Regions from separate parts of the Homo sapiens genome. Here region 2 is linked to region 1. A link is a loop called in an ENCODE intact Hi-C map of the cell type or tissue named here. Cell type or tissue: Caco-2. All regions are shown on one strand. Each heading gives the region's core, and the rest is flanking DNA. Links, peaks and the distances in the headings are about the cores only.

What was found. A loop is a pair of places that touch in the nucleus more often than their neighbours do. Peaks named below come from ENCODE experiments on the same cell type or tissue, not always from the same donor. Only the 100,000 strongest peaks of a DNase experiment are listed, where the experiment ranks them.
Region 2: a loop joins it to region 1, with 4 times the contacts of the local background. A loop is called at or near these places in 10 of 110 quality-filtered maps.

The regions. Positions count from the first base shown.
Region 1 is chr2:3,479,664-3,493,411 of GRCh38, reverse strand. TRAPPC12-AS1 (TRAPPC12 antisense RNA 1) reads left to right here and starts at 10,159. Exons shown (of 2, transcript NR_046720.1): 1 at 10,159-11,266; 2 at 11,527-13,748. It also overlaps the pseudogene LOC112268321. In Caco-2, for the core only: no CTCF peak of the experiment used is centred there; DNase peaks (open chromatin) are centred at 9,951 and 12,541; H3K4me3 peaks cover 1,307 bases.
Region 2 is chr2:3,528,439-3,544,515 of GRCh38, reverse strand. It overlaps RNASEH1 (ribonuclease H1), which reads left to right. Exons shown (of 8, transcript NM_002936.6): 8 at 1-3,086. Among named protein-coding and RNA genes, the nearest start is that of ADI1, 17 kb to the right of the region's middle. RefSeq lists enhancers at 8,223-8,517, 7,425-8,624, 15,851-15,910. In Caco-2, for the core only: CTCF peaks have their summits at 7,428, 7,628, 8,314 and 8,707; DNase peaks (open chromatin) are centred at 7,615, 8,035, 8,525 and 8,755; H3K4me3 peaks cover 1,697 bases.

The DNA.
Region 1 (13,748 bases), core at 5,621-13,620:
AGAGGCTGGTGGTTACGAACTGAGGGATGTAAATGAGCCACTGTGGGCTCCATGACCTTTCTTTCCCTGCCTGTCCCCCAAGGAGGGGCGTGTGAGGTAACCACTGCAGACGTTTTCCTGCGTGTCCACAAGGAGATCGTCTGGTTCTATTGATGGAGGTGTTTTCCCTAGTTCTGTGGTGAAGTTGGCAGCTTCAGACATTTTGTTCTCATGACGCAGCTCTGACAACTAAGATGGGCTCCCCTGCCTCGGCCGGGCTCCTCGGTTTCCCGAGAGTGAGGCCTCTGTTGGTCGATCGTGTTACCGGGTGGCTGTGAGTTACGCAACTCACGAAAACATCTCATCCGGATGGGCATGGGGCGGGAGGGTGACCCCAGGAGCTATGAGTAACTTCCCAGCATGCCGGCTTCTTGCGCGTTCCCAGAGCCTGGTGTGTGATACCCCAGGTGGGCGGGTGGATGGCTGGAGTCTGGTTCTAGTCACACAGACCAAGAATGCGACATTTAGATGTGATCTAAAAACAGCCATTTTTCCAAAAGCTGTTTACTTTGGAAAGTGTATCAGGCAGCAGTTTCTGGAGACCTGTAATCGTTTTATGATTTATGCAGTGAAAACCTAATTACAAAAAGGACGGGCGCGGTGGCTTACGCCTGTAATCCCAGCACTTCAGGAGGCCGAGGCAGGAGGATCACTTGAGGAGTTTGAGACCAGCCTGGCTAACATGGTGAAACGCCATCTCTACTAAAAATACAAAAATTAGCCGAGCAGGGTGGTAGGCACCTGTGGTCCCAGATACTGAGGTGCTGAGGTGGGAGGATCACTTGAGCCCGAGAGGCATGACAGGTGTGTACAGGGGCTGAGCGGCAGGTACTTTCTGAATCTCAAGGGAAGACCTGCAGCCCGTGGGCACTTCACGGGCCATGGATGGAGCGCCTGTTGTCAGCGGCGTGGGAGAACTCTAGGGATGGGGCTGTGCTGAGGCCAGCGGCCTGCAGGTGCACGGCCAGTGAGCTGGGCTCTTTCCAGCAACACCTTCAGGAGACTCTGGTGGTTTCTTTTCTCCCTCATTCTCTGACAAAGAAGACGCTGGGATGCGCCATGCATCCCACATCTGAGAAATGCTTGCCTCCTGTGTGCTGGACACTGGGCCAGGCGCTGGCGAAGGGATAGGGTGGTGGAGCCAGTTTATCCTGAAAGTCCCTTTGCACACATCTCTTATTACATGTGTGTTGAGACCGAAAATAAAGTCTGGAACCAGGGTGTCACAGATGAGGGTCACAGACACACAGCAGATATAGCATGGTGCTCCCAGCAGAGATGGAGCTCCCAGCAAAGATGCAGGAGAGCATGTACAGTCCCTGGACTCAGCCTATGTGCAGCAAGAAATTCATTAGGGGATCTCTGGCCCCGGGTGCCACCTGGGAGCATGTGTGTGCAGGGCCACCTGGCCAGCGAGGGCCCTAGGATGGCCTGACCCGTCAGGGATGCTGACAGCAGGGCTGGCTCAGTCACCGAAAGGGGAAACAAAGGCTCTCCGGGGCCTCCCTGGGGCTTGCACCATCCTGAGGTCTTCAGACCCCCTTGGAGACGGAAGGGAGGTGGCCGAGTGGCCTGTGGCGTGGGGCTCCTTTGCTGTTCCTTGCAACTTGGGGGTCTCTGACTCTTGGAGCTGGGTGACAGGTGGGGATTTTTGCTCCTCTAATGGTCTTTGGATGATAAACTCCCAACTGACGCTCCAGGCTGGTGTCTTTACAATGCATGCTCTGAGGAAAGCTAGTCTGTGAAGCCATGCATTGAAAGGGTTCTATTATGGGTTGGGAGTCTGAGTCCCTCTTGGGGAGAGCCGTCGTGCAGGGAGCAGCTGGAGGCCTCGGGGCTGTGCTTAGCTTTGCTTCCCCAGCTTTGCTGACCCCAGTGAGCTCTTTCCCACGTGGTACCTGTCAGCAGTGCAACGGGAAGTTCTGTGTGTGTTAAACCACACAGGGGGTTCAGAGCTATCCCCAGGGCAGACCTGGAGTTTTTTCTGGTGTTCCTTAAAAGCATCTGATGAATATTGGGATGAATTTCCTGAAGAACTTGGAGGAGACTTTCTCCTTTCTGAAAATTAAACGTTCAGATCAGCACATGATAGGAATCTGGGTGGTGGAGGAGAAGATGTGGGTCAGTCTCCCCAGTGCCCCAAATCCAGTGAAATGACAACAATTTTTTAAAAAATTAAGTGTGTTGTTTTAAAAAATACAACCACAAGTTTCTGACGATCTCCCTCAATTTATCCTCCCCTTCAGCATGGTCTCTGTTGGTCACTTGTTTCTAATGAGTAGGAAGCGGCTGAGGTGGCTGTGGGTGGCCTCTGTTGGCATGTAGTTTCCTGCTTGCTCTCAGACATTGCGCTCTGGGGAAGCTGGCTGCCACGTCCGCAGGACACTTGTGCAGCTCTCTGGGGAGGTCTGAGGCCTCTGCCAGCAGTGCTGCTGGCTCGGGGTGTGTGGAAGCAGGTCCTCCAGCCCCCGTTGAGCCTTCAGATGATGCAGCCCCAGCCGTCACCTTGAGGGCAACCTCAGGAGAGCCCCACACCACCCAGCTAACCCGGAGACTGCAGGCGAGAATGTATGTTCCTGTCATAAGGCACAAGTTTCAGAGCAGTGTTGTTACATGGCGTAGGTAACTGGTGCCTAAGTGTGACTCCCTAACCACAGTGCTCACCTCCACTCAAGAAACTGCTGACGGTGGATCAGACATCTTGACAAAGAGAAACCAATGGAACAGACATCTGAGAAATAGGAGAAGAGCTGTCCTAGTCAGGCAACGTCCGGCCTCGGAGTGGATGGGGAAGGATGGAGGCAGACAGGTGGGATCGCAGTGGGGGGTGCATTCTGTCCCCGCTCCCCAGGCTGTGCGGACCCACAGGGCAGAGGCTGCCGGCCTGCTGTTCCCTCCTGCACAGTGCCTGGGGCGCCAGGCTCATGGGGTGCTCTCAGTGGAGAGGTTAGAGGGACTAGGAAGGAAGACCTCTTGTCCCAGGCAACCTGCAGAGGCCGGGAGCCCTGGGGGGAGGTCCTGGGAGGAGCCCTGGGGGGAGGTCCTGGGAGGAGCCCTGAGGGAGGCTCTGGCCCTGCATCTGCCTGGAGCTTTGCCCAGGATTGCCGTTCTCGTCTTCCCAGGATTCCGACTCTGTGCTTCGAAATGTCGTTACACGATCTCTTCTGTTGTCTTAGTTGGGGCTCTTTTTGTTACAAGTGACAGAAGCCCAATGTGAAGGAGCCTGTGCCTGGGGGTGCCTGCCCTGGGGGATCAGGGACCAAGCCACGTCTGCTCACGGTGGGACACAGTGTAGACACAGTGTTGACGTCTTAAAGCCTTACTTCTCATTCCATTACGCAGAGGAGTGACTTCAGCTGCCAGCCCTGGTCCCCAAGGCTCCAGGAGAGGTTCTGTGGGACTAGACCCAGGTCAGCGGCTCTGACAGGGACAGGATCGCGCAGCGCAGACATGGCCGTCGGCTGAAGGGCCTCCTGTGGTGCGCAGGCCACTGCCGGCTCATGTCCAGGTCATCTCTCCCGCGCTGCAAATCCTGCTTGCCCAAAGTAAAAATGGAGCGTGTAAAGTTAGCACGGTGGACATTTGTGCACTTATGGGACAGAGGAGGCTTGAACTTCATTCCGAGGGGAAAGAAGCCAGCCCTGGCTTTCTTACTCTGTTAGATAACCCTGTCTCTCTAGGTTTCAAAAATATCTTCATCCCATCGCAAGTGACCAGGAGGGACTTCTGGGCCTCACCCAACTCACTACCGCAGTGAGTCGCTAGTACTGGTAAGATGACCTGTGGGTTGGGTCAAGGGCTCCCGGAGTCCTCTGCCTGCTATGATGCGTGAAGTTCTTCCATTCACCATGTCTCTCAGTGAAACTCGGTCCCACAAGCCCCTCCGGGAGAGCTGGTTTTGTCCCCTGAGTGCCGAGATGCATAAGAAAGTGGCTGGTGGGTTCCTCAGGACGCCACAGTCCAGTGAGGAGAGCAGAGGGTGCAGCAGCCCTTACGGCCGGGTGAGGGGTACGGGGGCTCCAGGCAGGCACAGCTGCTGAGAGAGAGGGGTCGGGGCAGTCGTCACCATCAAGTGGATGGCTGAGGCAGGACGTCCCTGCGGGCTGATTGTCCCTGGTCCTGACCAGATTTGCTGTGACCACCTGGCTGGGCCCTGAAGAGGGCAGAGGAATTGCTCAGGTGGGGCCAGGGCACAGGGCTGAGGCCTGCAGTCGGGCCGTGCCAGGTTGCAGATAACATCCGGGGCACCCCTGAGCAGGCGGCTCTTCTGAATCGCTCTGTGTTTTGCTCTCTGTTTTCTGCCTTGGGAAGTGATTATTTTTCAAAACATTCTCTTAAACGTGGCGGGGGCAGGGCACTAGAAGCATCCAGGCATGAAGACAGCCCCCAGGTCAGCAGGGCTGGGGAAGCTGGGCTGGGCGGGGGCTGGAGGACAGGAGGCTGTGCTCCTATCACGGTCTGTCCCTGGCGTGAGCAGTGCAGGTGTGACAGTTCTGGGGTGGAGCTTACTTTTCAACTGAAACCACTTTCCCATGGACGTGCTTGCCTGCCTGCCTTTATTATTATAGTTTAATGTGTTTCATTGTCCATGTTAAAAATGCTTGTGTTTATTTTGCACCAACTGTTCAAAAAAACCCACCCATTCTAAAATCCAAATAGGATTTCATCTGAGTTATAAACCCACCCATTCTAAAATCCAAATAGGATTTCATCTGAGTTATAAACCCACCCATTCTAAAATCCAAATAGGATTTCATCTGAGTTATAAATACAACAGCCTGGCAAAGGGCAAGTCAATGGAATCAATACGATCTGCCCTAGCGTCCGCGTATTTTCCAGCCTGCTCCATTGCTAATCACTCCTGAAGCCTCCTTGGTGCCCCGGCTTTATTGATTGCCTCTGCAGAAGAATGTGTGTGTGTGGGGTCCCCAAGGACACAAGGACGCCACTGGCAGGGCCAGAGACAGAGGCATGCTCTCCAGAGGCCTGTCCTGCTGCTGCTGCTGCTGAGCAGGACTTTGGGCCAGCGGCCACCCATGATGACATTGAAGCTGGCCCCAGAGATCCCAGGATAGAGGCCCCAGGGCAGCACTGCCTGCTCCACCTCCACAGAGAAACATCCCTGTGAGCTTGGGGTGTGGAGAAGACGAGGGAGGAGCCCTCCGTGGATGCCTTGGGCTTGGAGGTGTCTGCATGGATGAAGGCTCAGATGGAATCACCCCAGTTCTGCTGCTGCAGTAGCTGTGTGGCCGTGGGCAGGTTCTTCAAGCTGTGCCTCAGTCTCCCTGTCTGTAAAGGGGGACATCATGTACCCTTGGAGCAGGGTTGAGGTGAGGAGTCCACCAGAGCCTGTCTGTGAGGTGGAGGGGCTCGAATAACGTCCACTAAAAGTTCATGTCTGCTCGGAACCTCGGAATGTGACCTTTTTGGAAATGGTCTTTGCAGATGTAATTAAATAGGGGTTTGAGATGGAATCATCCTGGACTAGGGTGGGCCCTAGCTCCAAAGACTGTTGTCTCTGCAGGAACAGAAGACAGAGACACTGGAGGAGGCCACATAAACACAAAGGCAGAGACTGGGGCCATGTGGCCGAAAGCCAGGAGCACCGAGGACTGCCATGGCCACCACGGAGAGAGGCCTGGGACAGACGCCACTGCAGAGCCTCCAGAGAATGCAGCCAGCCTGCAGCTCGCGTGCAGCCTTCCAGCCCCCTGAACTGTGAGAAGATGCAGTTCTATTTTAAGCTGCTCTGTTTGGGCACCTTGTTACAGCAGCCCCAGGAAGCTACTCAGTGGGCGTTTGTGGTTGGCCGCTGAGCATTCCCAAGGTCACGGCCCCATCCTAAGCCCTGGGACCTGTGCACGTGACCTGTTTTGGAAAAAGGGCTTTTGCAGATGTAATTAGCTTAAGGATCTTGAGATGAGAAGATTATTCTGGATTACCGTGGGCCCCAAATACCATCTTAAGTGGCTCCGCAAAAGATTTGGCACACGGAGGAGGCTGTGTGACCAGAGGAGAGACCGGAGTGATGTGGCCACAAGCCAAGGGCACCGGGAGCCCCCAGAGGCCGGAAGAGGAGAGGAAGGAGCCTCTCTAGGAATGGCCTGCTGACGGCAGCCTCCAGAATGGGGAGGGAATCAAGTCTGTGCTCTCATACTTAGGAGTGTCTTACGGCAGCCTCAGGAAACAGACGCAGTTTCCCATTCACAGCCTGGCCTCTGTCCCCATCTGGGGGTTTCCCCACAGCCTGGCCTCTCCCTGTTGCCCAGGCTCTCCCCATAGCCAGGTCTCTCCCCATATCCTGGCGTGTCCCTGCAGTCTGGCTTCTCCCCACAGCCTGGTGTCTTCCCATAGCTTGGAGCCTTCTCACAGCCTGGAGTCTCCCCTGCATCCTGGGGTCTCCCTGCAGTCTGGCTTCTCCCCATATCCTGGGGTCTCCCTGCAGCCTGGGGCCTTCTCATATGCTGGGGTCTTCCCGCATCCTGGGGTCTCCCATATCCTGGGGTCTCCCTGCAGCCTGGGGCCTTCTCACAGCCTGGGGTCTCCCCACATCCTGGGGTCTCCCCGCATCCTGGGGTCTCCCCATATCCTGGGGTTTCCCCGCATCCTGGGGTCTCCCCATATCCTGGGGTTTCCCCGCATCCTGGGGTCTCCCTGCAGTCTACCCATGGTGCCAGGGCAGCTCTTCCTCCTGACATGTGTGGGGGGCCCTGGGGTGCAGAGAATAAACTCCACCCATCGGATGTGAATTCCAGCAGCCCTGAGGGTGGGTGAGTTTCCTGGAGCAGTGGGCGAGGGTTCAGGGATGCAGTTCGCTGACTGTCCAGCTCAGCACGCCCAGGGAGCTGGCAGGGTTCCCTGACCCCGGGAAGCAGGTGGAGGCTGAGACAAAGGCCAAGCCAGCTGGAGGCTTTAGGGAGACGCACTGGGTCCACTCCACAGGCAGCAGGACCCCAGGCTCACTGTGGGCATTTGAGGAGTGGGTGTCAGGGTGACCAGAAGGAGCCAGGGTGGAGGTCGCAGGGTGTCATCTCGGTGGGCAGAGCCTCGGGGCCCTGGGGTGGAGGGAGTGAGGCTGGAGAGCCTGGCTGGCTGTGCTGGACGCCTAACACGGTCCCGGAGATGGCACTTCTCCCACGGACGAGGGTGGGCGACGCGGGAACAGACTGCCCGTAATCGGGTTCCAGGTCCAATAAAGGTAAACCTCGAGGTGGAAAGGACCTAGACGCAGGTGAACACGGTCCTCCGTGTGTGAGTGCATGTGTGTGTTGTATGTGTAAGCGTGTGGCCATGTGTGTGGTGCTGGAGCCCAAAGCCTATCCACGGCAGCCCATTGGTGGGTCCGGCCCTGCCTGTGGATTCAGCTCTCCACTGCAAAGCAATATGCAGTGTGTGAAACGGCAACACAGATCGTGGCACCACCATGAGCCTCACTGTTAGATTTGGATTGGAATCCCTCCCTCTCTCCCGCTTTAAACTGTGGGTCCTTGGAAAAGTTACCTGACGTTTCTGATTTTCACATTCTTACCTGTAAACCCTCCCAGAGTTGAAATGAGCCGTGTGGGAATGGGGGTGGGGATGGGGAGGCGCGCAGTCACCCTCGCCTTCCTTTTCTTCTCTCGGTAATTGTGTTCTTCTATGTCAAAGGAAAAGAATAAAACTGGAAAATTATTTGGGGGAAAAAGAAAAAGACACACATGCAAGTGCCACAGGAACCTGCTGGGGGAGAGATGCTCTGTGGCCTTTGGTAAGTCAGCCTTCAGCCTAGCAGTTGTAGGACCCTCCGTGGTTCTGGATCCGCATCAACTAGAATTCTATGTTCCAGGGAAAACTGCTTTCAATGCTGACTTACACTTAACACTGTAAGGCCATGGAGCAGAGTAAACATCCCGTCCCATCATGCCCCACGCCCTCCGGAACACCCCGTCCCATCATGCCCCACACCCACTGAAACTTCCCGTCCCATCATGCCCCACGTCCTCTGAAACATCCCATCCCATGCCCCACGCCCTCCGGAGAGTGAGGGCTGCAGGGCCAGTATCTGCCTAGCCCGTGGCAACCTCAGCCCTCAGAGAGCAGCCCTGGTTGCCAGGAACCCAGAGGGCAGAACCCACACTGACCACTAACCATTGGCAAAGCAGCGGCTCCTCTGCAGGGGCTTTTACGTGTTGGTTTCTTTGGCACCATCCAACAGAAACAGAATGGGAGCCACAAATGGGCGCCACATACGTAACTTAAAGTTTTCTAGTAGCCACGTTAAAAATGTTCAAAGGTCATCTTAATTTTAATAATATGTTTTATTTAATCTACTAGATCCAAAATTACTATCATTTTAACAGGTACTCAAAATTATTAATGAGATCTTTTACATTCTTTTAGAAGTGTTTCATAACGTCTCTGCAGCAGCCACATTCCCCATGCTCAGCAGCGGCTCACAGCCTGGATGGCAGTGCGGTGTAGACACTTGAGCTGTGGGCAGGACTCTTCCCAGTCCTCATGGCTGAGCACACAGTGCCGGGCCAGGTGGTGCACGCTGGGGGACCATGGGCCGGGCTGGTCCTGGCTCTGCACTGTCCCTGTGACCCTCGGGATGTTCCTCAGCGTCTTTTGGCGATGGTTCCTTTCCTGTAGGATGCGAGGCTGACAGCATCTGCTGCTAGGAGTTGTGAGGACACGTGAGTTCATTTCAGTTGGGTGCAGCGCCGGCCTAGTAATCTCACTGACCCTTGGTCGCTCAGCCAGTGACTGTGCCCACCTGCCACCATCAGAAGATGGCGGACTTGGGGGTCAGGAGAGCCCTTCCAGGACTGCAGAAGCTGGTCCTTGGGGGTCTCGCAGCAGATCCTGGGGGCGTTCCCAGTATGGGTGCAATGTACATGGGGGGCTCAGGACGGGAGGCCCATGCCAGCCCCTGGGCCTCCAGAGCTGGCAGAAGGCACAGCCCTGCATGGCCAAGGGCGCTGGGCTGCGTGGAGAATGTGCGGGTTCTGTTGTTCTGCCAGCTTAAGCAGTTTACCAAACCAAACAAAAAAAAGGATATGCAACAGGGACAGCATGTGGCCCACGAGGCCTCAAATATTGCCTCTGGCCCTTCACAGAACACGTGTTCTAGAAAGGAAATCCTATGCTCGCGGGCTAGGGGCTTGCTGGGTGGGGAGAGGGGTTCAAAACGTGGTTTGTCACTTCCTATGAGGGTGATCCGACAGGACTTCGTGGAGACGGTGGCGTTTAAGTGGCCTAAGAAGAACTGGAAGGATTCAGAGGAGCGGAGGGACGTGGCCTGGTGGGCAGAAGCCATGGCTGGGTGTCGCAGGCTCTGTGCAGCTCTGACAGCTGCAATGCAGGCAGGCACCCCCCCACCCCATGCTTTACGGCCATCGGGTCTGCAAGTTATAAACTTGGTTACCCCCAGAACGTTGTTTAAACAGTACTGTGTTCTAGAACATGCTGAGATAGCATTTATGCAACTGATGCCAAGGTGTGGAACAGGTTAGTCTGGCTTTTTCCTCAACAATCCAGGAGGAGGACAGGGAGAAGGCAGCATTGCTCCTGAGCGGGTGAGGCCAATTTCATCCTGAGTGATAGTGACAGTAATAACTGATAAGAAATGAAATCACAGCTTTTCACACGCAGAGCCTGACAAATGGCTGACCCTTCCTCCATCTCTGGGTGCTCATGCTGGAGAGCGACGGGCCCTCCCTCCACTGCCGGGGGGGGACGTGCTGGAGAGCGACAGGCCCTACTTCCGATCCTTGGTGCTTTTGCTGGAGAGCAAGGGGCCCTCCCTCCACTCCTTGGTGCACGTGCTGGATAGTGACGGGTCCGCAGTCCACTCCTGGTGCTCCTTCTGGAGTGACAGGCTCTCTCTCCACTCCGTGGTGCACGTGCTGGAGAGTGACGGGCCGGCAGTCCACTCCTCGTGCTCCTGCTGGAGAGCGACAGGCCCTCCCTCCAATCCTTGGTGCTTCTGCTGGAGAGCGACAGGCTCTCCCTCCACTCCTCGGTGTGCGTGCTGGAGAGTGACAGGCCCTCCCTCCACTCCTCATGCTCCTGCTGGAGCGCCGCAGGCCCTCCCTCCACTCGTGCTCCTGCAGGAGAGCGACAGACCCTCCCTCCGGTCTTCGGTGCGCGTGCTGGAGAGCGGCAGGAGCTCGGCCTTCTTAGGGTGTTTGGGACCCCATCCAGCGTGGTTTTGCTTTAGTTCCCCGCCCAGGGAGAGGAGCTCGGCAAGCAGCACCGGGTTTATTCTTGCTCATTTATTCAAAAGAAAGGTACTGAGTTTGAAAATGCACCAAGCACTGGAGAGAAGAGAAAGGTGAAAGGACCTCGGGGCCTGCCTGTAAGAGGCTCAGGATGTGATGTGGCTGGGGATGAGGCCCGGTGGCACCTTCAACGCAGGAGAGGAGGGGGTCTGGATCCCACCGTCAGAGCACGCACGCAACCTGTCCACTCCCTCAGGACTGCAGAAAAGGTCCATTCTTGTATTTCTTTTTAAGTTGAATTAAATCCATCTCTAGCCCCTGCCTCTGAACTGATGGAGTCTGGCTGTCATTGGGCCTCCCTCACCCGCAAGGGGTGGAACCAGAGCTTGGGGCTGAGGCGCTCCTGGAGTGTTTAGCGCCTCTGCTGTCAGGACATCCTGTGGCCACTGGCACGCTGTCTGCCCACACAGTGCCCCCGACCAGCAGCGGAGCCACCCACTCTCCACAGCCAGGGTTGGGAGCCCTGGGGCCCGAGTCCCCGGTCCCACGTGCCACACAAGGCAGGACATTCTGGGTGCTGTCGCATCCCCGGAATCAGGGCCTGGACCCTGGTCAGAGCAGGACCTGCAGGTGACCCCGGGTGGGGCAGACTGTCTTCTGTCCTTGGTGGCAAAGCCGGTGTTCTCGGCGTCATGTCTGCACACGTGTGCCTGAAGCCACGGGAACGCAGGGGCTACCTCTGGGCCTGGGCCTGGACCTGTGGAGCAGGATCGGGGAGGACACACAGGTGGGCGTCTCAAGAACTGTGGTGTACACAGCTGAGCCCCTGCAGCTCTGCTTTGCCGGGCCTCACCCTCGGTGCTGGGTGCAAGACGTGACAAGATGGCATGGGAAGCTTCCCGGGGAACGCTGGAACTGGGTGTTTGAAGGAGGACCTCATGGCGGCAGCTCCAGCCCAAGTACTGCAACTGTGGGGCCGTGCCAGGAGCAGGTGCTGCGGAGCCTGTGTGGGTCCAGGACAAGAGGTAAGGGGAGTGTGGACGGGGCTGCACTGTCCTGGGGTTGAGGGCAGGCTTCAGGGGGTGACACTGAATAGGGACTAGGAAGGTGCATGCCAGGAGGGGTCCAGGCAGAGAGAACAAGTGGGGGCACAATCCTCGAGGGGGCATAGAAGAGGCCAGCAGTGTAAGGCAGGATGGCGATGCCCATGGGCTCCAACGCCTGCTGTGTAACTGGAATTCTGTCTGTGGCCTCCGGCGTCTGACATGCGTTCTCACACCTGCAGGAGCACCAGAAGCTCCTGGAGGGCGGTGCAGACGACACTGTCGGGCCGGCCCAGCCCAGGCCCCAGCAGTTGACTCCTCTGTGATCAGAGGATGTGGCTGAGGATGTGCATTTCCGTCAAGTTCCCAGGAGAACCTGGTGCTGCTGCTTCGGGGACCCCACTTTGAGGACCACTGATCTAACACTGCCCCTCGTGGCAAACGCGGAATGACTCAAGATTCAGCTGGATGGATCATTCAGGGAGCAAATCCACCCTTGCCGCCTGGCACACCCTGGCCATTCGGTAACGATGCCATCAGGGTTACTGGCTTCTTCATTCTCCACTGTGCATTCCAGGGTGGGCATTTCCACAGTTGTGAGCCCATCATCAACTCAGCGAGTTCCCATTTTCCAGTTAGAAAATAAGCTTTCTGATCGTTAGCCATTCACTTCAATTGGCTCTAGAAAAGATTTCTGGGATGTATAATTTATTTTTAACATAAAGAAAAGCTAAGTGTAAACTAGATAAGCTACAATTGTCCCAGACGTTATAGACACTCACAGCACCGTTTTCCTCTTCTAGCAAAACAAAACAAAAAATTCTGCAATCATACAGGCAGTAGGAAAAAAAAATTAGCTGGACACCATGGCTCACACCTGTAACCCCAGCACTTTGGGAGGCCGAGGTGGGAGGATCACTTGAGGCCAGGAGTTAGGGACTGGCCTGGGCAACATAGTGAGATCCCATCTTTATAAAAATAAAAAAAATCTGGGCGTGGTGGAGCACACTTGTGGTCCTAGCTACTCAGGAGGCTGAGAGTGGGGAATCGTTTGATCCCAGGAGGTTGAGGCTGGAGTGAACCATGTTTGCACCACTGCACTTCAGCCTGGATGGATGACAGAGTAAGATCCTGTCTCAAAAAAAAAAAAAAAAAAAAAAACAAAAAAACCAGGAAGAAATAATCCAGGCAAGAAACGAGGCAATGATACTGTCACCTGGCCTGGCCTCATGCCAGCAGCATGGGGGTGGGGCTTGGGAGGGAGGGTGGATTTAGGCTTACCAGCTTACTAGGGAACTTTGATCTCTGTTTCTGATTTGCCGGGCTCATGTCTAGCTGGAGCCTGGGCACTGCTGTCTGCTTTCCCGCACAACTGGCCGGGGACAGCTCTGAGCCCCGAGCCTGTAAAGGACGGGCTCCATAATCCTCTGGCAAATCCTGTAAGATGCCTGCAGTAAGGTGCCAGGTTGGAGCAGAGGAAGAGCCTTACACTTCATCCCTGAAGTCACATTTGAAGGAAGACCCTCAAGGTGGAGGGCTTCTAATTACATCTTCATCTTTCTGGGCTTAACAATAGTTTCAGTTCTCTTTTTGAAGAGAAAGATCTTGAAACCTCCTTGGTGTCCAACAGTCCTTTTGGCTGTCTCACCTCTTTTTTCTTTTCTTTTAATGCATAATTAATCTAGATGTCAGCAAATGGGCTGAGACTGTCTGGTAGATGCAGTGTTTGTATGTTTCTACTCTATTACAAAAATTAACAGAAATATGGCTTCGCTTTGTGCAAATGTTTATATCACAGTCTGTAAAATGAATTATATTTAAAACTATCCACAAAGCTAGATATTTAGAGAACCCTTGGCAGAGTTCTTTCGTAAAGTGAAGACATTTTCAGGTACTTTAAGTTCTTCAAAAGCAGGAATAACTGTGTAAACGTAAGGGCAAAAGGCCTTTCAGGCATGAGAGAACACATGAAAACACGTGTCTGGCTTCAAAACCACCCCCAGCCCCTGCCTGCCTGCGTTTTACGCGCTCTTCCTGTGCTTCATTATGCGTCGTGCTTCCTGTTCCACTCAGCTCACTCTCCACGTGGACGTATAAACTATGGGAGAAACAGTGATGGCCTCTCCTCCACCGCCAGGCTGGCAGGGGTCGTTTGGCTGGCATCAGGCTGGAGGAGACTCGGATGGGTAAGACCAACGCACTTAGTTTTGGGTGTGTGGGGAGGGCAAGAGGAGCATGAGCGGCGATCTGTGGGGGGTGTCTTCCCTGTTGTAAATCTCCCTGTACGTGCAGGTGCACGGCGAGAGGGTCTCCACACCTCCCAGCTTTTCTCTGAGGATGTCCAGAAGGAACGAGCAAAGCAGGATTGGCCTCCAGAACAGAGGCCCCGAGGCTGACTCCAGATTTCCTGTCTACGAGCTGTGTCCTCCCAGCACGCCTGCCCCTTGCATTCATGAACAGTGAC
Region 2 (16,077 bases), core at 3,698-11,697, 53 kb before region 1:
TCTTGGTTTTTTGATGGCAGTTTAGTCTTGTCTGCTTTTTTTTGTTTATTTTTTTATCTACTTCAGTGTCCATTTGCAGTCCCGTCGGCCTCACTGTTTTCCCTGCCGTTTATCTGTTGAAGAGCCTGGGCTGTTTGTCCCATGGCTTCCCACAGTGTAGATTTTGCTGACCACGTGGTCATGGTGTAGTTCAGCATGGTCCTCTATGTTTCCTGCACATTGGCAGCTGGGTCCAGAGGCTTGATGAGCCTCAAATTTGATCCCTTTGGCAGGAGAACAGGCGGTTAGGAGCTTTCCTCAGGAAAGTACCATGTTGACGGCAGCTGATGCTCAGTGCCAAGATCCATTAATTATTTGGGGTTGCAAAATGGTGGTATTCTCATTCTGTCGTTTTGCTTGCCTTTATTAGCTGGAATGGTTTTCTAAGAAAGTGTTTTCTTTTTTATACTTATCTGGTTACCCAGTGGTACAGTTCATATAGGAAGGGCAGGATAAATGCTTGATTCTTTGCTCTTGTACACTAAGTTTTTAAGATAATGCATTAGTTGTCTGTCAAGGAAGGTGAGTGGTGAAGGGTTTTTACATATATACAAGAATTCATGGGCTGGGCATGGTGTCTTATGCCTGTAATCCCAGCACTTTGGGAGGCTGAGGCTGGAGGATCACATGAACCCAGGAGTTTGAGACTAGTCTGGGCAACATAGTGACACCCTGTCTCTACAGAAAATTAAAATAAAATCAGGTGGGTGTGGTAGTGCCTGCCTGTTGTCCCAGCTATTCTGGAGGCTGAGATGGGAGGATCGCTTGGGCCCAGGAGGTCGAGGATGCGTGAGCTGTGACCATGCCACCACATTCCAGCCTGGGCGACAGCAAGTCCTTGTCTTAAAAAAAAAAAAGAATTTGTGGAGTTAAGCATACTTGGTGGGTTTCAATCCGTTGTGATTTTTATCTTTATTTAGCTCAGACTAGCTTATTCGGTCAGTGAGAGGGAGCCTCTTCAGCTTGGCTCTTGCTTTCTTTTGATAAGTGTGCACATGTGTGCATACATGTGTGCACAGACCACACGCACAGTCATTGATAGCTCCCTGCAGCCTGGCATGTCAAGATGCTCTAGGCCCAATTTATAGAGCTTCTGCTCCAAACCTGTCTTAAAAGAAAAACTTTAGACAAGTTAGCAGTTTAATTGAGCAGAAAATAGTTTCTTCAGCTGGGTAGCACTCAGGACCAAAAGTGGTTCAGAACGTTCTCCTGTGCGTTGTGTGCAGGCTGTATTTATTTATAGCCACAGGAAGGGAAAGACACATGTACATGGCCAGACTGACTGCAGGTCAGCCTCCACCTCACATAGGCATGTTTTGGGAGCCTTCAGCATGTGATTGGTGAGACTCTGCTGCTTGTTACAGAAGTGTACTCTCAAGTCAGGTCCCAGTTTGCTTATACATTAAGTGAGGTTATAAGTCACTATGTACAGAGGCAGTTTTAGGCCAAACTTAATTCCGTTTAACACTTGGAATCCATTATTTTTCCCAGAGTCTCTGGTAGAGATGGTATTTCAGATCCAGTTTAGGATGCTCATTGCTATTGCGTTGGTCATTATTTCTAGATTTTTGGACGGAGCTTTAAAAAAATACAAACATTGCACACACATATTTAAAGGAAGAATATTTTCTGAGCCTATATTGATATTCCCAATACAAATTCAGGGTCCTGGGGCCTTTACATAGCCTCCTCTATATGATGTCTGTGTCTCCTGCACTCGGAATCCTGCTTCTCAAGACACAGGACAATGGCATGGAATATCCATCCCTTAATCACTCACTTGTTTTATTCCTCTTTAGCATTTAGCATTTAAAAAAAATACTAATACCATAGCATTAATTGTGATGATGAAAACAGCACTGTGTCTACGTTGTCAGAAAAATTGCTCCTTTTTACCACCATTGACTCATTTCTGTGTGTTCAGGTCTCATAACCAGTCTATAGTCAGTGTCATCTTGGGGACAGTATTCCTTGAGTTTCTGATGTTGAATTCAGTTTTGCTGGATACGAAATTCTTGGCCCAGATTTTCTTTGAGTATCTTGTTTTATTCTGTTTTCTTCCAGCATAAAGTGATGCATGAAAAGCCTGATGAATCTTGTTTTCTTCCCCTGACAGTCATATGCTGTTTTTCCTTAGATGCCCAAAGGATTTTTTCCTTTTTCTGTCAAGTCGGCCGTTTTATTCGAATGTGTCATGTGTTGGTATTGGTTGTCCTGGTCCATATTTGCAAGCGTATGGTGTGCTCTTTCTATGTGTACTTCATATCTGTTATTTTAAGAAGATTTGCTTGAACTGGAGTTTAGTGTTACATTTTTCTTGCTTTGGCTTTTTTCTGTGGGGATCCCTGTTATCTGTATGTTGAAATCTAAATTGGCTGTTCTCAGTGTTTGCCACTGTCTCTTGAATCTCTTTTATCTCTTTCTTTGTTTCTTTTTGAGTTTTAAAAGTTGTTATTGTACCACTTTTGTTTTGTTTTGTTATTTAAAATAGGAACAGTGTCTCACTGTGTTGCCCAGGCTGGTCTTAAACTCCTGGCCTCAAGCGATCCTCCTTCCTTGGCCTCCCAAAGTGCTGGGATTACAGGTGTGAGCCACCAAAGCCGGCCCCACCTTGCTTTTTAAAACAGCTCTGTTGAGGTGTAACTGACAGGTAATGAACTGCACATACGTGAAGTGACCGATGCATTTGCCTGTGAAGCTGTCGCCAGAACATGTCCATCACCACCAACAGCAGTTTCACACCCCGGTCTAAACCGTCCCTCGTGTCCTCCATGTTCAGGCAACCACTGGTCTGCTCCCTCTCACTAAAGGTTAATTTATATATTCTAGAATTTTATCTGAGTGGAATCGCAGAGCAAGTACTGTGGGGGGAGGTGCTTCTACTCAGCATAATTATTTTGGCATTCACCCATTTTGTGTACATCAATAATCCACATTTTGTATTGCATGGATATACCACAGTTTATTTATTTACCTGTTGACCGATATTTCGATTATTTCCAATTTCTAAATAAAAATAAAGCAAATAAAGCTGCCGTGAACATTTATATCCTCGTCTTTGTCTTCTGTTTCTCTTGGGTAAATGCCTTGGAATGGAATGCTTGGTCATATGGCAGGTGTGTGCTCTTTTTTTCTTTTTTTTTTTTTGGAGATGGAGCCTCACTCTGTCACCCAGGCTGGAGTGCAGTGGCGTGATCTTGGCTCACTGTAAGCTCTGCCTCCCGGGTTCACACCATTCTCCTGCCTCAGCCTCCCGAGTAGCTGGGACTACAGGTGCCCGCCACTACACCCGGCTAATTTTTTTGTATTTTTAGTAGAGGTGGGGTTTCACTGTGTTAGTCAGGATGGTCTCAATCTCCTGACCTCGTGATCCGCCTGCCTCGGCCTCCCAAAGTGCTGGGATTACAGTGTGAGCCCAGCCAGCTGGTGTGTGCTTTTTAAGAAACTGTGAAACTTTTCCAAGTGTGAACTTTACACTTTACATTCCCTCCAGTCAGGCAGGAGAGTTCCAGTTCACTCCACATCCTTGTCAACACTTGTCACCTCATTCTGTTACAAATGTCCATAAGTTTTTTGGTTTTGCTGTTTAGTAGTTCTGTTTTTAGGTGGGGATTTGAGAAGATTCAAAAAGCATGCTCCTGCTGCTGCCTCTGTCTTCTGAGAATCTGTGATTTAAAAAAAAAAAAATTGAACCAGAATTGGAAATAGATGAAAAGTTGTGCCTTTAGAAACTTTACGGTCTGTGGGATTTTCACAACACAGATGATGTTGGCTGGGCGCAGTGGCTCACGCCTGTAGTCCCAGCACTTTGGGAAGCTGAAGCAAGTGGATCACGAGGTCAGGCGTTCAAGACCAGGCTGACCAAGATGGTAAAACCCCATCTCTACTAAAAATACAAAAATTACCCAGGCGCGGTGGCAGGTGCCTGTAATCCCAGCTACTCGGGAGGCTGAGGCAGGAGAATTGCTTGAACCCAGGCGGCAGAGGTTGCAGTGAGCCAAGATTGTGCCACTGCACTCCAGCCTGGGCAATAGAGTGAGACTCTGTCTCAAAACAAAAAACAAAAGTGATGTCAGTACAGCAGAAAGTGCATGAAGCCGGAGGGAAGGAAAGGTCCAACCACTTTTAAAGAGGAATCTTAAATTTTTAGGGGGCAATTTTTTTTTTATTAAAAGAAAATATATTACTGAGAATCAAAAAATCAGCTGCATTTTTTATATCTTTAGAAACTTAACAATGATATATAATTGCATCTTCATCAGCTCCAAATCAAAATATTTGAGTGACTGTCATATCAGATTGTGCTACATATTGTGGAATATATAAGCTTTCAACTGGTGCTGCTTTAATAGGATGTTCGTGCCGCACAAATAGAGGCCGTTGAAGAAATGTTCTTTGTGCAGAACTCCCCTCCTGGTGTCTGCCGGTACTGGAGCGTCACGGTGTCACCCCATTGCTGAAGCCTGAAGGTAGCCACTCTGCCATCTTGTAGGACAGGCACAAAAGTGCACGAAGCCGGAGGTCAAACAAAACGAGAAAGAAAAAGCCCTCCTGGCTGGTGGACAGCTTGGGTAACTGTAAATAGGAACCAATGAAAGCTGCACTCCTGATTTCAGGTGATGTTCATTTCAAGTTGAGCAAGTCTGGGCCACAGATGCTGTGGCTGAAAAGGAGGGCCTCGGGGTAGATTTCTGGTCTTTTTCCTAATTCTAATATTCTAGTAGTTCTGGAGCAAGAAGGAATAGGTCACTCAACTAAAGCCCCTTTTTTAATAACGTGATGAGCTGACATTCAGAACTCAGGATGTCATCAGAACAAAACACGTAGCAATGATCGTGGTGGTCGTGGTTCCTCAGTTCGTAAACACTCAGGGGTAACATGGGGAGGGCCGGCTGCATCTGCCTGCATTGTGTCTCCTGGCACACAGAAGGCGTTGACTATGCTGGCCAGCTCGTTCAAGCAGCTTTGGTTCTTAATTGCCCATTGAGAGACAGGAATTGGCACAAGGTGACTCTGATATTGTGTTGACATAAGTATTTGTCAAAGAACAACTTTCATCAAAATACGCCCCCAAATTAAGATTCTTTGGTGATACGGGAAGCCGCCAGTATATGGTGGTAGGGTTTTGGACAAAGACAAATATGAATGAAGTGGGAAACAGGGCAAGTGGACCGCTGTCTCTGCCCGCAGCTGACAGAGCTGTTCTCTAAACCTAAATATGCACAGATTCGTGTATATTAAAAGCAGTACCTCAACAGTAAACAAGGGTCTTTAACCTAGGATTTAACATCCAGCAATCATGAAAGAAGACTACGTATAAATAAAAAGGTTTTGAAGAGCCATAAGCAAAAACAAACTAGGAAAAGAAGTTGCAACTCATATCACAAAGGACTAATTTCCCTAATATATAAGAACTAGAAATTGAAAAAAAACTAACAACTCAGAAGAATGGATTGGCCAAATTGTTTACAGAAAAAGAAATACTCATGGCCCTTTAGGAATGAAAAGATGCTCGGCTTTACTCACGAGAGAATGCAGATTAAAACACCAAGACATCATTTCTCTGTATGATATTAGCAACAGTGCATATGTTGCTGAGGCTGCCTGGAAACGTGTGCTCACCTGTGTTGGTGCTGAGTGCGGATGGGCACCACTCAACACCAGACAGAGGCGTGGCCCACTCTCAGAATTACAAATGCTTTGATGTTTAATCCACCAGTCCCCACTCTGCAGATTGTATGCTGTAGATACACCTTGCACACATAAAAATAAAAGATGACCAGGTTTTTAATATCAGAGAACTGGAAACTATACTGGGACCTGAAGCGGCCGTGGAATAAACAGCGTTAGAGTGACAGACCCCATAAGTACCCACAGACCAGAAGGTGCTCTGGGCACTGTTAAGTGGAAAAAGGAAAGTACCTGATTCATGTTACAGCAGGCTGCCTTTTGTGTCAAAGAGGATAAATAAAAATTCACAAACAGTGAAGTATTACTCTATTACACTGGGAATGGGGAGAGGATGCTGTGGGTGGGAACAGGGCGGTAATGAGACTTGCTGGGGTGTGCGTCTTTGTATGCTATCTTTTTATCTTTTATATATATATATTATATATATTTTTTTGAGATGGAGTTTTGCTCTTGTTGCTCAGGCTGGAGTGCAGTGGTGCCATCTCGGCTCACTGCAACCTCTGCGTCCTGGGTTCAAACAATTCTCTTGCCTCAGCCTCCGGAGTAGCTGGGACTACAAGGTGCCCAACACCACGCCCGGCTACTTTTTTTGTATTTTTAGTAGAGGCAGGGTTTCACCATGTTGGCCAGGCTGGTCTCCGACTCCCGACCTCATGTGATCCACCCGCCTCGGCCTCCCAAAGTGCTGGGATTACAGGTGTGAGCCACTGTGCCCAGCCTGTATGCTATCTTAAAAAAAAAAATTGTTTTAAGACAGTTTCGCTCTTGTTGGCCAGGCTGGAGTGCAATGGTGCGATCTCAACTGACCGCAACCTCCGCCTCCTGGGTTCAAGCAATTCTCCTGCCTCAGCCTCCCGAGTAGCTGGGATTACAGGCATGCACCACCATGCCCAGCTAATTTTGTATTTTTAGTAGAGATGGGGTTTCTCCATGTTGATCAAGCTGGTCGCGAACTCCTGACCTCAGGTGATCTGCCTGCCTTGGCCTGCCAAAGTGCTGGGATTACAGGCATGAGCCACCGTGCCCAGCCAAAAAGATTTTCTTTCATCTTTTTTTTTTTCTTTTGAGACACGGTCTTGCTCTGTCACCTAGGCTGGAGTACAGTGGCGCTGTCAAAGCTTACTGCAGCCTCCACCTCCTGAGCTCAAGTGATACTCCAGCCTCAGCCTCCTGAGTAGCTGGGACTACAAGTGTGTGCCACCATTCCCAGCTAATTTTTATTTTTGTTAGAGCTGGGGTCTCACTACGTTGTCCAGGCGGGTCTTCAACTTCTGGGCTCAAGCAATTCTCCAGCCTCGGCCTCCCAACACGCTGGGGTTAGAGCCATGAGCCACTGTGCCTAGCCTTTTTATATGTTACCTTGATCTTTGAATCATGTTGTAATACCTGTTAATAAATATTTGATAAAAAATATTCGAAAGGTCTGCCTTCAAAGAGGGCAGGTAAAGGGCATCGGTGCTGTGGGACTCTGACCAGCAGAAACCCCAGTGGCCAGGTGGACACATGCTTAGCTGAGGTGTTCAGATCCCACCCCAGTCTTTGCAGCTCCCATCTGCTCTGTGAAACTCTGTGACATGGCACAGTGTGTGTATCTGAGATTCGTATAATATGTAGTGTGCTCCTTTTAGGTAGACAACATGCTTTAACCTAACATTTTGAAACCCAGAAGAAAATTGATGGGGATCACATTTAGGAACTGAATGGATCCCCCAAAATTCATGTCAAACCCCTAATCCCTGGCGTGGCCATTTGGAGAGGGGCCTCTAAGGAGGTACTGGGGTTAAGGTTATAAGGGTGGGGAGGCCCTGACCCGATGGGATGGGTGTCCCTATAAGGAGAGACCCCAGAGTGCTCGTGCTCCCTCCTGCCTGCAGGGGCACTCTCCCGGGACAGACCACGCACCAGCCTCTGCGAGCCAGGAAGGAGCCTCTGCAGAAACGGAACCAGCGGGAACCTTGACCTGAGACTTGCAGCCTCCAGAACTGGGAGAAAATAGATTTCTGTTGTTTCAAGCCCCCGAGCCTGTGGTATTTTGTCCCAGCAGCCTGAGCAGGCTGAAATGGTAGGTTGGGATGCTTGGTAAAGAAAAAAAGGAAATTCTTGTTAAGGGTGTGAAGAGGCATTATTCAAGGGCCCACTCCAGTGAGGTTTTGCAGAAAAGGAGAGAGATGGGGCTCAAATCCGAGTACAGGGATGGGTGGGAGCTGACAGCCCCGGAGCAGGGGTGGGGCCTGTGGACAGAAATTCCTAAGTGGAAACGTCAGGAGTCAGGGTGGGTTTCCCCAAGCAGGCTCAGCAGGATTTGCTCAAACGGAGCCAGCCCAGGACAGAGCCCAAGGTCAGAGCCTGGTCCACGAGGGGACTCGGAGGGGTGGACTCAAGCTTGGTCCCAGAGGGGAGGGGACTCGGAGCGGTGGACGCAAGCTTGGTCCGGGAAGGTCTTTGTCAAGGCCCATTTGTTTTATTTTACAGGGAGGAAACTGCAGCCGAGTCAGCTCCTCTGACTCTAGGCCGACCGTTCTTCCCTGTATGACATGTGACTCACCAGATAAAGCCACACACGTCATTCTTTTAAAATTCTCTACTCTGTGAGTGCAATGAAATTAGTATTTTTCCACAAGTCCTTTCCTTTCTCTAATGTGTAAAGTAAGAGGCAGAGAGATCCTGCTCTAGTCTCTGGGCCCTCCCTCTGCTGGCAATGTTCTTTTTCTGTTTTAACCATCTGAGCAGCACACGACCGCCCTGTCTTGGGGCAGTGACGTGTCTGTGGTCAGTACAGGACCTGGTGCTGGCTCTCTCGTGGCCGGGACCGACAGTGCTCACGCCTGGACCCCGCTGTGTGTCCTACCCTGTTCAGTTTGCCAGCACAGGCTTTTGGTTCCATTTTCAACACATCTCTAGTCTGATCAGCCCTAACCTCCACTGCAGGCTGCGTCCTTCCCTGCCTGTACTAGTGCAGAGCTCCTGGTGGGTTCGCACCTTCTCCCCCAGCTCCTCCCTCTCCAGGTAGCAGCCAGGATGGCACTTTCAAACCATGTCAGATCACGTCGCTGCTGTGCTCAGGACCCTCCCGTGACTTCCTTGTCCCTCTCAGAATAAAATGCAAATTCCTCCCCCACACCCACAGGTGTCCCCCTGTCCCCACCCCACACCTCACCTGCACTTGCCAACTCCAGCCATGCGGCTCTTACTGCCGTTCCTCAATGTGCTGGGAACCTCCTGCCTCAGGGGCTTTGCTGTTCCACTGCCTGGGCTTTACTCAGATGGAACTTTCTTTGTAAAAAATTGATTTCTAAAATTATGGTAAAATATACATAACATAAAGTTAACATCTTAACCTTTTTTTTTTTTTTTTTTAGACAGGATAGTCTCACTCTGTCACGCAGGCTGGAGTGCAGTGGTGCAATCACAGCTCACTGCAGCCTCTGCCTCCTGGGTTCAAGTGATTCTCTTGCCTCAGCCTCCCAAGTAGCTGGGGACTAGAGGCACACACCACCACGCCTGGCTTTTTAATTTTTTTTTTTATTTTTAGTAGAGACAGGGTTTTGCCATGTTGGTCAGGCTGGTCTCGAACTCCTGATCTCAGGTGAACCGCCTGCCTCACCGTCCCCAAGTGCTGGGCTTACAGGTGTGAACCACTGCGGCCAGCCCATCTTAGCCGTTTTTAAGTGTGCAGTTCAGTGGCATTAGGTACACTCACACTGCTGTACAACCATCAGCACCCTCCATCTCCAGAACTTCTCATCTTCCCAGACTGAAGCTCTGTTCGTGTTGGACACGGACTCCCCAGCCCCTGGCAGCACTGTTCTGCTTTCCATCTCTATGAATGTGACTCCTCTAGGGACCCCGTATAAATGGAATCATGCAGGATTTGGCCTTTTGGGCCTGGCTTATTTCACTGACCCTAATGTCCTCAAGGTTCCTCCACATGGTAGCAGGTGTGAGAATTCCCTTCCTTCTAAGGCTGAAGAATGCTCCATTGTGTGGATGTGGCACAGGATTTTTTCTGTGCCACTTCACCAGCCGGAGACCTCCATGGCCGCTGGCGCCCCTGCCTGGCCTCACTCGGCCCAAGGATCACTGCTGGTGATACTCTGCACATTCGGCCCAGTGGGCTGTGCTCGGCTTGCACCCCGGCCCAGATCCCACGCTTGCCACAGGATCCGCGCTCAGCCGGCGGTTGGGCCGGGCATGCCGCAACCCGCTTCTGCCTTGGGCACCGGTGTCTGGATGAGGGGAACGTGGTGGCACCCAAAACTCAGAGACACCAGGAACCGCAGAGCCCCAAGGGTGTCACAGCTCAACCGTTCCCACCACCTGTGACTTGGCGAGCAGGGCGTGCTACAGCCCTGGTTCAGGGAGTCTGATGTCTGGGCTCTTGGGAAGCACCATAGCTCTAGTTCATTCCTGCCGCCCGCAACTTCAGCAAACGGGTGTGTGGCAGCCAGCAGTTTCTTCTCCTCCACTGCTCAGCAAGCAGGAGGGAGGGTTACAGTGTTACAGCCTTTTTTCACACCCACTGTTCTGCAGGTCCCAAGTTCTTGTCCCACATCCAGAAGAATAAGGTTATGCAGACAACCAGAGAGTGAGCAGGGCAGAAAAAAACTTCTATTGCATGATGGAACAGCTCCCAGCGTTGAGGGGACCTGAGAGTGGGCAGCCACTACCTGAAGGTGAGTAGTCTCTACCCAAAGGTGGTAGTCCCTGCTGTGTGGCTGAGTCCAGGGTTTTTATGGGCTCAGAAAGGGGGAGTGTGTGCTGATTGGCCCATGGGCGGGCCTAGAAAAAAATCACCATTCGATTGGCTAAAAGGTCGTGGACTTAACCTGGAACTGGCAGCTTGGTTTTCCAGCTTCAGGCTATCTTTGGCTTGAAGGTCGGGCTTCACTGGGGACCTGCCCCAGTCTGCCTAGGAATCTGTCTTCTGCTACTATCAGAGGGACCACGCTTCGCTTATCCAGTCGTCATTCACGGACCCTGCATTGTCTCTGCCTCTTGGGCTTTGTGAAGAATGCTGCTGTGAACAGGGGAGTGCCCCTGCCTGTTTGGGTCCCTGCTTTCCATTTCTTTGGGAGGTACGTGGAGAGGAGATTGCGGGGTCATGTGGTCATTCTGTTTGGCTCTTGGAGGAGCAGGCATCCTGTTTTCCACAGCAGCTCTGCCATCAAATGGCACTTTCTTAGTGACACCTCCCGTATCTCTCCCCATAAATGTATCTCTCCCCATAAACATTGCAACTCCTGGCTCACCTTCCTTCTCCTGTAACTTGTCACTGTGGAACTCTCAGGTGTGCCTGAGCCGACTCGTAGCAGCCCAGGAGGGCCAGCAGTGAGGCCCCTTCCCCACTCCGTGGTCAGTGCCTTCACACAGGGAGTTTGGAGGTGGCTGTAGTGGGAGGACTCACACCGCAGAAATCAGCCAGTGCTGCAGGTCAGGGGCCGCCATCCCCCAGAGCTGCTGTGAGACATCGACCAGCACATCAGTGGGCTGCTTTCCGCTGGTTTTATTTGCATGTATTTTGGTCTGTTTCCCTACCTAGAAAATAAACTCCCTGTGGCAGAAGTTTTATCTCTCTGCTCCCTTCTTGGTTCCCAGCTCTTGGAACAGAACCAGACTTCTGGCCGGGGCTCAGTCAGTGCTTGCAAGATGTTTGTTGGCACCAGGCTGTGCCAGGAGAGGTGAGCTCTGAGAGGGCAGTGTGAGGAAGGAGCAAGCCTCGCGGCTCTCTTTGGAGAAAAGGCCCGGGTGACATTTTATGCGTCCTTTCCCTTCCCCTGAGGCAGCACGATCGGCTTCTCTGTGGGCACAGAGGCCTGGGTTCTCGCCTCGCTCTGCCCGAAGGGTGAGCAGCTCCATCAGTCCTGTCTGCGCGGGAGAGCGCCTCCATGCCCCTTAGTGCGGTGCCTCCCAGCCTTTATAATGTCAGGGTACGGCTAGAAAATATGATTTCTACAGCACATCAGGGCCAAATGGAGGGCGTTGTTGGGTGCATCTCTTTGGGCCTCAGTGAACACTTTCACTAAATTCTTTACATGCAATCATGCACTGCATAGCAACATTTCTGTCAATGATGCACTGCATATTCAACAGGGGCCTCGTCAGATGATGATACCGTGTTTTTGCTGTAACTTTCCTATGCTTAGATACACAAATCCTTACCATTGTGTGACAGTTGCCTGCAGGATTCAGAGCAGTGACCTGCTGTACAGGTTTATAGCCCAGAAGCCATAGACTGTGCCACGTGGCCCGGGTGTGTAGTGGGCTGTACCATCTAGGGGTGTGAAATCACCTAAGGACACCTTCCTTAGAACCTATCCCAGTCAAGGGATGCGAGGCTGAGTAACGGGGCCCCTTGGGAGTTCAGCACTCAGCATGTTTCAGTGAGTGACTGAAATAATGAACGTTCTGATCGGGCCCTCTCTGGCTGGCACCTGTGAACCACTCGCTTTGTACCCATTATTTCTTGTTCCCACAGCATCATTATAAACTGCTGATCTACTGTTTCTTTGTCAAACGGGAGGAGATAACATGAGGGTCATGAGAAATGTTTGCAGACGGAGTGAATGCCTTGAAAGTGCTGCGACCAGGTGCTGACACCCGGAGGTCTGGCTGCTCAAAGTGTTAGCTGACACGGAAGACACACGGACTTTCCCTCCATTCCCCAAAACTCCCCTTCCCTGACTCGTCAGCTGCATAAAAACCCTCTCCTTATCTCTTTGTCAAGGGGATTTGAGAAATCTTGCTGTCTTGTCTTCTTGCTTTGGCCAAATGGAATAAACCTTTCTCTGTCTCCAGACACCTATGTCGCAGTGTTCGGCCTCAGCTATACGGCAGGTACATGAACCTGGTATTTGGGCTTCTACAACAATTGTACTTATAGCACAAATAAAGTACAAAGTGTTAGGGAAGACCAAAGACCATAGGTAGAAAACTTGGATACAACTTCCAAATAAACACTCTTCAAAACATTTAATGAGCAGCTTCTGGAAACGTAACTTTTTCCTATCAGGTTTATAATTAAAATAGCTGTAGACTTCCCACCCACAGCTTTTTAATGATGATCTCTTGAAATTATTTTTGGCCTCACGTTGTCATCCAGGCTGGAGTGCAGTGGAGCAATCATAGCTCACTGCAGCCTTGAACTCCTGGGCTCAAGCAATCCTCCCACCTCAGCCTCTTGGGTAGCTGGAACTACAGGTGTGTACCACCACGCCTAGCTAATTTTTAAATTTTTTGTAAAGGCAGGGTCTCTCTATGTTGCCCAGGCTGGTCCTAACACCTGGGCTCACGCAATCATGGGGAGCTAGAAAATCCTGTCCTTGGAAGAGTGTCCCTGAGTTTTGCACGGACTCAAAAGGAACAGAGCCGCTGTATCCAAATTTCTGCAAATGCTGGAAGCACAGGGTGGCAGCAGAGTTTTAGGGCATATTAAGTTTGTTCCAACTTAATTTGCTTTTTAATGCAATTATTAAGGCTGTTAGAAACTGTTCTTGTTTATACGGAAAAGCCACTGTTTTGTAACAATACCTGCTTACTCTCCTACTGTGTCTTAACACTTTTCCTGTTAATTTCCTTGAGTTTTCCAGGTATGCAATCCCATCATCTGCTAATAATAATACTCTCATTCCTTCTTCCCCATCCTACTACTAATACTCTCATTCCTTCTTCCCCCTCCTACTAATAATAATACTCTCATTCCTTCTTCCCCATCCTACTAATAATAATACTCTCATTCCTTCTTCCTCATACTACTACTAATACTCTCATTCCTTCTTCCCCCCTACTAATAATAATACTCTCATTCCTTCTTCCCCATCCTACTAATAATAATACTCTCATTCCTTCTTCCTACTACTACTAATACTCTCATTCCTTCTTCCCTCCTACTAATAATACTCTCATTCCTTCTTCCTACTACTACTAATACTCTCATTCCTTCTTCCCTCCTGCTAATAATAATACTCTCATTCCTTCTTCCCCATCCTACTAATAATAATACTCTCATTCCTTCTTCCTCATACTACTACTAATACTCTCATTCCTTCTTCCCTCCTACTAATAATAATACTCTCATTCCTTCTTCCCCATCCTACTAATAATAATACTCTCATTCCTTCTTCCTCATACTACTAATACTCTCATTCCTTCTTCCCCCCTACTAATAATAATACTCTCATTCCTTCTTCCCCCTACTAATAATACTCTCATTCCTTCTTCCCCGTCCTACTAATAATAAAACTCTCATTCTTTCTTCCCCATACTACTACTACTAATACTCTCATTCCTTCTTCCCCGTACTACTACTACTAATACTCTCATTCCTTCTTCCCCCTCCTACTAATAATAATACTCTCATTCCTTCTTCCCCATCCTACTAATAATAATACTCTCATTCCTTCTTCCCCATACTACTACTAATACTCTCATTCCTTCTCCCCCCCACTAATAATAATACTCTCATTCCTTCTTCCCCATCCTACTAATAATAAAACTCTCATTCTTTCTTCCCCATACTACTACTACTAATACTCTCATTCCTTCTTCCCCGTAGTACTACTACTAATACTCTCATTCCTTCTTCCCCACACTGTGTCGCTTACACAGTCTCACATCTCATGGCCTCATCTAGCACTCCCTCAACATTTTCCATTCGGGTGATAAATTGGTAGTGAGTGCCTCCAAGCTAAGCACCATCAGTTAGATGTGTTTCTGGCCTTTAGGAAAAGGGATTCCTTGCATTTCAGCAGAAAATGGTGCCTGCCTAAGCCCCGCTGTGGGCCGGGGTCATTTGCAGTGTGGACCACCCAGTCCAGGGTGGGGGCCCTTCCTGTGGCTCACTGCAATGGTGGCAACGGGGCCGGGCCAGGGCACAGCAGTGGACTGACAGGGCTGGAGGGAGAGAATGGGTGCCCGTTCAGAGATCGCTGGCGTTGTGTCCCAGGGCACCATACACAGAGGAGTGCAGGCAGGTGAGATGGGAGACAGAGGGCAGGGGCAGTGAAGGGCGATGCTTTGCCCTGGGTGATCCTGAGGCTGGCAGGGTGGCCAGTGCCGCCAGGCCCAGAGCTTTGCCCCGCGTGAGGCACACAGAATGGGGGCCTTTTGCGCACATCACGAGACTGCTTCAGAGTTTCAGGTGTCTTGAAATGTCTGTCAGTAGGGACATGCGGGTCCCACTGGAGATTTTAGTACATATTTCTTCCTTCCACAATTTGTACAGTAACAGTCATGGCAAACAACTACATACATGTGGTGGTGGTGTGGTGGTTGGTGTTGGCCCAGGCTGGAGTGCAGCGGCGCGATCACCGCGCTCCGCGGCCTGGACCTCCTGGGCTGGGGCGATCCTCCCACCTCTGCCTCCTGAGCGGCTGGGACCACAGGTTCAAGCTACAAATCCAGCTTCTGCATTTTAAATTCAGAAAATTAGTTCCTTCAGGCTAAATTAAAGAAGATAAGCCAAGTTTCGTGTGCATATGTATTTTGTGGGATATTCACTTGTTCCAGCACCGTTCGTTGTTGAAGCTAACGTGATGTTAAAACTACGTATTTTTAAATAAGTATCGATTCACAGGCAGGTGCAGAAAAAGTGCAAGGAGGCCCTGGGTCTCCTTCACACACTTCCCCCCAGGACAGTGTCTTGCACAGGTATAGATAGGTGCGTTTTAAAATTTATCTTAAGTAAATAATAAAAGTGGATAAAACATGAACAAGAATGTTTTTGAAACATTATTTATAAAAGTCACAAACAGCAAAAATCTAAAAAGCAACAATAGAAGTGCATTTACATAAACGACAGCTCCGTGTTGCAGTGGAGTCCTGCGGGTCATTAGGAAGTGATGTCCACATGTGGCCATGTGGCTCTTGGCTCTCAACGTGTTAGAAGTCAACATATGGCCGGGCGAGTTTCCCCGACAAGGCCGTTTAGAGCTGCGCCCGGGAAGGTGGGCACGAGGGAGGTGGCACAGGGGCGGGGGCTCGCAGGCTCCCCAGGGGCGTGCACTGCAGTCTCCAGGAGGGCGACGCGCAGAGCTCCCCAGTGTGGTGAATGCCCCTGCACGTGTGGGCAGAGTGCAGGGCATGCGCACAAAGGAAGGGTCACGGAGCAGCGCGCAGGCCTCAGCGGGGATCTTAGTGTGATGAGAGGCCAGGGTCCAGGCGTCACTCTGCGGGCGGGCGGCGTTTCTCAGTGTGACACACCCCCTGAGGTGGCCCGTGAGGTGGAGCAGCCAGGCCCGGCTTTGGCATCGGGCTGCTGTGCCCTACACCCGAGAGAGCCGCAGGCAGCCCGGCTGCAGAAGCGTTCACTCTCGGTCCTCCCCAGAGGCTCAAGATGAGGGTGGGATCCCC